Linked DNA regions of Homo sapiens: all the other regions are linked to region 2. Evidence: chromatin contacts called from ENCODE Hi-C or POLR2A ChIA-PET data. All regions are on one chromosome and are shown on one strand. The core of a region is the stretch at or near the end of the contact, and the rest is flanking DNA. Distances in the headings are between cores, read along the strand shown. Region 1 holds the start of FNBP4 (formin binding protein 4). Region 2 holds the start of HSD17B12 (hydroxysteroid 17-beta dehydrogenase 12). Region 3 has its middle 15 kb from the start of NUP160.

Region 1 (2,700 bases), core at 41-2,540, 4.1 Mb before region 2:
AGAGCTCAGTAAGTATTAGATATTTTTAGTGGGAACTGAGCTGCTGCGGATATAAAAATAAATACCACTCGCATTCCTTAGTTTAGAGGGGAGACGGATGTCAACAGGATGTCAAGTGCCAGGGAGAGGCTGGGCAGGAGAGGTCACGCCTGCACTGCGTCTGCATTGCGCCCTGATGAAACAATAAAAGACTTTCATCATGTGATGCAGTAATTATTCCAGTCAGTGCAAAGGAAAAGTGAGGGAGGTGATGCTCCAAGTGGCGGGCTCCAGAGGCAGGAGACGGGAGAGGGGGCAGTGTTAAAGCAAGGGTAAATTAAAGCATGTTGACGATAGTAGTACAAAACTGGTAAGGTTCCTGTATGCCATCCCAACAATTTTAGGCTTTTTCCTTGTAGGTAGTGGAGTATCTCGTGATTTTTCCCAGCTAATAAGCGAGAAAATATGAGACATCTATTTGTGTGCTGCAGGAAATTACAAAAGCGTAAAAGACCCACTGTCCCATTTAATGTTCAATGCTATACCCAAAGTAAGCCACAATAATCCGGGCGAAACGTGGGGAAGGGCTCAGAAAACAGCACACCTTTCTTTTTTTTCTTGAGACAGTCTCACTCTGTCACCCAGGGTGGGGTGCAGTGGCGCGATCTCGGCTCACTGTAACCTTTGCCGCCGGGTTCATGCGATTCGCCTGCCTCAGTCTCCCGACTAGCTAGGATTACAGGCGCCTGCCACCGCGCCCGACTAAATCTTTTGTATTTTTAGTAGAGACGGGGTTTCACCATCTTGGACAAGCTGGTCTTGAACTCCTGACCTCGTGATCCACCCGCCTCGGCCTCCCAAAGTGTTGAGATTACAGGCGTGAGTGAGCTGGGCCCAGCAGCACACCTTTCTAGAAGACAGACAACATGAAACTCTAGGCCGAGAATAGCCACAAGATGGAGGACAAGTAGGCAAAGAAAAGGCTTGGGGAAAGCGCATGGGTGGAACCCGACGGAAGTGGGGAAGTCGTTCTAATTCAGGCCCTACCGCACTATTGGCTGGACTCTCACCCTTTTTCCTTTTCCATTGGCCACCGGTCCCTTCTCTGGGTCAAAACAGCCAATCGCCTAGCGCAGTTGGTAATCCCGCCCTTTCTCCTGGTGAGGAGGAGCCAGAAGAGCCGAAGGGTCCGAGGCGCTTGCGCAAGCGCGTGCTCCGCTGGTTGAAAGCGGATCCGGGCTGGAGGCGGTGTCACGGTGTATGAATATTGATTACGCGTCGCAGCGCCCAGGGCCCAGCGCCCAGCCTCCAGTGCCCGCCCCTCTCGGCCGCCCGACGCTCTCTGCTCGCGCTTGGGCTCGCGATGGGGAAGAAGTCCCGGGCGGTACCCGGCCGTAGGCCCATCCTGCAACTCTCTCCGCCGGGTCCTCGGGGCAGCACGCCGGGCCGGGACCCGGAGCCGGAACCCGACACTGAGCCGGACTCAACCGCGGCGGTCCCCAGCCAGCCCGCCCCGTCGGCGGCGACGACCACCACCACCGCGGTGACTGCCGCCGCGGCCTCGGACGACTCGCCTTCAGAAGGCAAGGGTGCGCGGGGGGACCTGAACTCGAGCTCAGGGCTTGCGGCCTAGGCTCCTCACGGCGCCTGGCCAGACCCGGCGAGGGAGGCGGGCGAGGTCGGCTTCCGAGGCCTGCCTGCTGCGGGCCTGCAGGCGGGGCGGCCCTGGGCTCCGGGCCGCAGAAGGGCCAGGCCGAGTTCTGCGCCCTCGGCCCGGGCCAAGCCCGAGGCGCCATCTGTGGTGCAGGGCTTGCCCCGGGAACGTTTGAAATATGACCGAAGTTCGGGCATCCTGAGTCTCCCAAACGCCCCGGGTCGGTTTTGGGTAACGCAGAGGGTGGATGTGAGGATGAGTTTCCGCGTGCGCGGCCTGTGACTGTGGGCCAGGCCTTTCCACACGTCATCTGCCTCCTTTCGGTTTTGTCGAAACGGGGATAGAGACGTTTAGAAAAAGCTCTTAATATTCCAGCTAGTAAGCATCCCCACACTAGCAGAACTGCTGGAGAAATGGAGCTGGTAGGTTCCTAAGTATTTGTGTGGTTCTCACTGGAGTGGTGCTTAGATTAAAAGTGACTCCAGGACTAGGCGCCGGAGAAGCCGCGACCGTTTCACATGTTCAGAGATCACGCTGGTTCGTTAATTGGAAAAAATCCGCAATAGCAGTGTTTGGTGTGTCTTGTAAAGGTCCTATCATAGCCTGGAGAATACTTACTGTTTTTGTATGTATTTGTAAGTATTGCAGATGTAACTTTTTAAGAGTTTTGTTTTGTTTTTTTCGAGACAATGTCTCAATCTGTCGCCCAGGCTGGAGTGCAGTGGCGCGATCTTGGGCTCACTGCAACCTCCACCTCCCGGGTTCAAGCGATCCTCCCGCCTTAGCCTCCTGGGTAGCTGGGACTACAGGACCCTGCCACCATGCCCGGCTAATTTTTGTATTTTCAGTAGAGACGGAGTTCATGTTTCCCGGGCTGGTCTCGAACTCCAGGGCTCAAGCGATCATTACAGGCGAGAGCCATCGCGCCCGGCCATGCAGATGTATTAATAATTTTTATTTACCATGGTAAGAGTCTTCCCTTGATGTTGAAGTTTGTAAGCAGATGAAAGACTCCAGGGCACGGTGACTCATGCCTGTAATCCCAGCACTTTGGGAGGCCGAGGTAG
Region 2 (2,700 bases), core at 152-2,651:
AAAGGTTAACATATGTCTTTCCTACTAGGTTGTTTAAATGTTTCTAAATAAACAAAGAACATGGAGTAACATTATTAGTGTATCTTACCTGAGCCCAGTCTGCAGGCAATGCCTAACCACCCCAAAATTCAATAAAATGCTTAGGAAGTGCACATTCGATTATAAAACATCAAAATAAATAATCATCTCAGGGTAGGACCACAAGCATATCATAAGTAATCACTCGGTTTAAAGGGAAAAAAGGCCAAGAGACGAAAAATAAAGCAAAGAAGGAAACAAAATAGGTTGAAAAAGAAAAAAAAAAGGGGGGGGGGAGCAAAACTTCCCTGCAGATAATTTTCCCTATTTCCTCAACCTGACCTTCGTCCTCCATTTTAAAAATCCTCCGACTACAAGTTCCATGTGTTTGGTTCACTCTTTACGGGTATACTTTTTCCTACAAACGTCCTTGTGAAAAAAAAAAAAAAATCTGATTTTAACATGATGAGTTATCATTTTACAGAAGCAATAGTTCTTGCTACTCGTTAGGACTCCAGAACAGTTTAGCGAGAATTCCTTTTAAAGGGGCTTTGTAATTGTATGAAATAGGCCAAATCCAGATACGATTACTATCTTAATCGTAACTGGGGAGGTACGATTCCGCAGTGCAAAAAGCCTTCTGAAATTGTGTCCCTACACCCCTTTCCATCCTCTGCCCAAACATGTTAACAGAATGCTCTGCATCCTTAGCACAGGGCCAATATTCAAACCGAGCGAAAAACTTTATTTTAAAAACACTTACAAGGGGCGAACCAAGGAGGACAGCGTGTGACTGAGGAGGCAGCAGGGCGACTGACTGGCTCCATGAACACGGAATGGCTTAAAGGGCACAAGCCCCAGAGACTTAAGGCAGTTTTCTCCTACACCCTAAGCTGAGCTTAGATTCCCAGGATTGAGCGAGCAGTGTATTTCGTACCTTAAAACTCTGCAAGTAGTCTAAGCAAGCAGAAGACAGCCAAGGGAGCCAGGAGGGGCCCGCGGGGCACAGGAGCCTGAGAAAGAGGAGAGCTGGGGAGGGGAAGGCCAGGAGCAGACCCCAGAACTAGTCATCACGGCCCAGGCCTGGTCCGGGCCGCCGCGGGAGCGAGGACGCGGCGCTGCATCCGACTCACCTGCCCATTCTCCGAGCCCCGGGCCGACCCCCGCCTCATTCCCCACTCCCCAGACCCGGAGGGCCGTGAAGAGCGAGTACGAAATACGCAGGGCTAGGTAGGCCACGGTGCCCGCGCCGACCCAGTACAGGAAGCCGGCGGCGGGGAGAGCGCTCTCCATGGCTTTCCACTAGGCCTCACTACCTTCGTGAATGAAAAGAGCGAGTGAATGAATCCAGGAGGAGGCGCCGGCCGTGACGGTGAGGATGACACTAATAGGCGCTGCTCCGACACCACTTTGGGCCTAAACCCCGCCCGCGGGGCCATATCCGTGTCGCTATTGGTGACCCGTCTTTCCCTCTGCGCGTAGTGCGTCAGCCATTAGCTGACTCCAGTTCCACTGCCCCTCCCACACTCCTCCCATCACCGCGTCCCCCGGGGTTCCGCCAGTGAGCGCCCTGTCTCACCCCACCGAGGCGCCCCGGTCTCTCATTGGCTGCAGCCGTACTCGCGACTGCGGAAGACTGCGCTCGGATTGGCCGGTCAGACCCAGGCTGGTTTGAGCTCAGGTTCGAAGAGGAAATGGGATCAGAGAAGCCGCTAGTGAATGGAAAGATTATAGTAAGAAGTGGGCGTAGGCAGGGCGCGGTGGCTAACACCTGTAATCCCAGCACTTTGGGAGGCCGAGGCGGGCGAATCGCTTGAGCTTAGGAGTCCGAGACCAGCCTGGCCAACATCCGAACCCCGTCTCTACTAAAAATACAAAAATTAGCCGGGCGTGGTGGCGTGCGCCTGTAATCTCAGCTACTCGGGAGGCTGAGGCAGGAGAATCACGAACCCGGGAGGCAGAGGTTGCAGTGAGCCGAGATCGCGCCACTGCATTCCAGCCTGAGCGACGGAGTGAGACTCCATCCCAAAACAAAAACAAAAAAAAAAAGAAAAGAAATAGGTGTGGAGCCACAGTTTTATTTTCAACTCTTTATTAAATAAATATATATTTTACATATATGATATAATTATATAATAAATATATCATTGTTAAGCGTGCTGTCATTGTTGCCATAAACTTTTCCAGATAAAGGCTTGCAGTCTTCTGTGTCTGTGCCTTCCTCGCTGCAGGCATTCGCCCGGGTTACACTCACTCATAGAGAGCCCTTAAATGCCAGACCTCCCTCCCAGCTGAGCACTAAACATCACTTAGTTCCCAACGATTTGGGGTTCAAGGCAAATAACCTGATGGAGTCTAATAACTGTTAGACGATGGCATCAGAGCTGTATGGTGAATGAAAAATATAGGAACACAGCTTGCTGAACAATTAGTTTTGGAAGGAGACTATATCTTTTAATTTGTCTTCAAAGGGGGATAGAAAATTTTACTTTCTTTTTTAAATTTCCCTTTTTTGGTTGGGGAGTGGGGGAGTGGTATTTCCAGGGGGCACAGAAGTGTGAAGTCCAGATAGAGGCATGGGAACTACGTTAGCAAAGTTGCAGAGGAGAAAGATCACAAGGTAAGTTTAAAAAATTGTGTAAAACTTAAGGAGATTTTGGGCTGAGACGATGGGGTTTTCTA
Region 3 (2,700 bases), core at 72-2,571, 4.2 Mb before region 2:
AAAGAAAATGTGCCCTTTATCTTTGAGGAAGTGTTTGGTAGCATTATAATTTTCAGTTTGACTATTGAAGAAAAAAGCTCTCATTTTATTCAACATTCAACAAACAAATACTGAGTGCTTGCTTTTCGCCAGTGCTAAACACCAAGACAGGACAGGACCCCTGCCTTTATGGAATCTCACAATTCCACCAGAATTTGCACTCCCACCAGAATTTGCCTGGCACATAGTAGCAGCTGGGTAAGTATTTGTCGAATACGTGAGTGAATGATACAGACACTTGAATAAGGAATTGTATTCGTAAAGATTTGAACAAATTACTATGGTCAGAGGGAAGCATGGGGGCCTCAAGCTGTCAGAGAAGGCTTTGCAAAGGAGTTTGTCAGATAGGAGCAGGAAAGACTTGCAGACACAGAAAATGGCACTTGCAAAGTCAGGGAGAGAAGAAACAGTAACATATATTTAGGCAACAGCTAGTAATTTGTGTGGTTGGAGAGTAATGTGTATAAGGAATGTGCCCAGAAGGTAGTAAGACCACAAAGATGGGTTGGGGCTTATTTGAGGAGGACCCTGAAAACCTGCTAAGGTTAGACTTGACCCTTTAGTATGTGTTGGTGTTTTAGAAAGATAACTCGAGACATAGTATTAGAGGATACACAGAAGGAGAGAAGGAAGGAAAAGATACCAAGGGTTAAGTGCCATGTTTGTGCCCATCCCTAGGCTAGATCCTCTATGTATTTATATTAAACTCATTTAATCCTTGCAATACTCCCATTGGTTACCTAATATTGTCCTTATTTTCAGCGGGAAACATTCAGAGAAATTATGCAATTTCCCCCAGACCATACAGTTAATAAAAGATGGGACTAGGATTTGAAACCAGGGTTCTAAAAAAATCTTGTTGGAGAATAAAAATACCAATGGACTCATACAAATTAGTATTAGGGAAAATAAACAGTAGAAGACTGGAGAAAGTGAATATTAAGAAAGACACACATGTAAGACGCAAGGGGAAAAAAGCATGACTATACAAAAGGATATTTACAGTAAGGAGATACAACACAGGAAGTGGAAAGATAATCACAGAAAAACCACAACATGTGTTTTTAAAATGCAAAGCCCCTGGGAAGAGAAAGCAAATGATACAATAATGCCATTCACTCTGGCATCCTGTGCATTTGGTTTTGCTCTTTACTCTTTTTTTTTAACTTTAAACAATTTGTTATGAGAGTAACAAAGATACGGCTTATGATCTTGTAACTCTAATGCTCTAAATCAGAAACAGATGGTGCCTAGTGTACCCTGTTTCCTAGAAACTGCAGAACTTTGAGGACAACACCCTCTCTGCACTGCACCACTGATTTCAGTTCCTTCACAGATACTAATACATGGCTAAATAACGTGGTTGCTGAGTATTGTATTGGAATATCTGTTTTCCTTGCTCGGGAATCTTTTTGAAGTTTAAAACTTTTCTCCATTTTTATTCCTTTTTCTGATTCAAAAAGTAATTCCTTTTTATTGTGACAATTTTTAAAAATATGGAACAAAGAAAAAAATAAAAATCCCCATTCCCTTCCCACCCAGCAATAACCAACGACCACTGTTAACATGTTGACAACATTCTTCTAGTTATTTTTCTGCACACACAAACACACTTCATAGAAAACTGAATGTATAGAAATTGTTTTCTAATTGTTTTGTTCACTGAGCAATAAATACTTTACATTTTTTCACATCATCAAATGTTTATGATAATTGCCAGTATTCCATCATATTGGAGAAGTTAATTTATTTATCTTCCCACTTTTTCATTCAACAAATTCTTTTATTTTTTTTTGAGACGAGTCTCGCTCTGTGGCCCATGCTGGAGTGTAGTGGCATGATCTCGACTCACTGCAACTTCTGCCTCCTAGGTTCAAGCGATTCTCCTGCCTCAGCCTCCCAAGTAGCTGGGATTACAGGCATGCACCACCACGCCCAGCTAATTTTTGTACTTTTAGTAGAGACGGGGTTTCACCATGTTGGCCAACTGGTCTCAAACTCTTAACCTCAGGTGATCCACCCGCCTCGGCCTCTTAAAGTGCTGGGATTACAGGCGTGAGCCACCATGCCTGACCCTCTTTCAACAAATTCTAATTAACACCTACTATTTGTCAGAAATGTGCTCAGCACTGGATACACAGTGGTGAGCAAAGCAGGCAAAGATCTTGCCCCCATGGAGTTTAAAGTCCTCTATTGACCTATAGTTTGCTTGAGAACTTTTTTTATTTTAAAAAAATAGCACAGTGAGGCTGGGCGCCGTGGCTCAAACCTGTAATCCCAGCACTTTGGGAGGCCGAGGCAGGCGGATCACAAGGTCAGGAGTTCGAGACCAGCCTGGCCAACATGGTGAAACCCTGTCTCTACTAAAAATACAAAAATTAGCCAGGTGTGGTGGCACACACCTTTAATCCCAGCTACTCAGGACGTTGAGGCAGAAGAATCGCTGGAACCCAGGAGGCAGAGGTTGCAGTGAGCTGAGATCGCACCACTGCACTCCAGCCTGGGTGACAGACTGAGTGAGACTCCGCCTCAAAAAAAAAAAAGCTCAGTGAAATCTGGCAAACACTACCTCAGCTAAGTGACTAAGCTTAACATAATCAGCGAAAAGTCACGCAGACAGCATGTACCCCTGCTGCTGTGCTGGGACAAGAATGGCACTTT

Evidence for each region. A loop is a pair of places that touch in the nucleus more often than their neighbours do. ChIA-PET counts read pairs that join two places held with the same protein, here RNA polymerase II (POLR2A). Pooled maps may share reads with other maps.
Region 1: a loop to region 2 is called in a pooled map, with 23 times the contacts of the local background. The contact joins the promoter of FNBP4 here to the promoter of HSD17B12 in region 2. A Hi-C loop is called at or near these places in 1 of 37 single-sample maps with no recorded cell type and 11 of 50 pooled maps. POLR2A ChIA-PET finds 5 or more read pairs at or near these places in 1 of 52 experiments (A673).
Region 3: a pooled map shows a loop between it and region 2 (6-fold over the local background). The contact joins the enhancer-like site here to the promoter of HSD17B12 in region 2. A Hi-C loop is called at or near these places in 1 of 37 single-sample maps with no recorded cell type and 2 of 50 pooled maps. POLR2A ChIA-PET finds 5 or more read pairs at or near these places in 1 of 52 experiments (GM12878).

Annotation. Positions count from the first base shown.
Region 1 is chr11:47,765,931-47,768,630 of GRCh38, reverse strand. FNBP4 (formin binding protein 4) reads left to right here and starts at 1,290. Exons shown (of 17, transcript NM_015308.5): 1 at 1,290-1,562. The coding sequence starts at 1,343. RefSeq lists a silencer at 1,276-1,885 and enhancers at 1,075-1,999, 2,146-2,205, 2,000-2,700.
Region 2 is chr11:43,679,439-43,682,138 of GRCh38, reverse strand. HSD17B12 (hydroxysteroid 17-beta dehydrogenase 12) reads right to left here and starts at 1,401. Exons shown (of 11, transcript NM_016142.3): 1 at 1,152-1,401. The coding sequence starts at 1,311. RefSeq lists enhancers at 647-706, 857-906, 981-1,546, 1,757-1,806.
Region 3 is chr11:47,861,917-47,864,616 of GRCh38, reverse strand. No RefSeq gene overlaps it. Among named protein-coding and RNA genes, the nearest start is that of NUP160, 15 kb to the right of the region's middle. RefSeq lists an enhancer at 1,388-1,437. Within about 2 kb of position 1,321, at least 4 of the 41 ENCODE cell types and tissues checked have a DNase peak (open chromatin) inside an H3K27ac peak, as active enhancers do.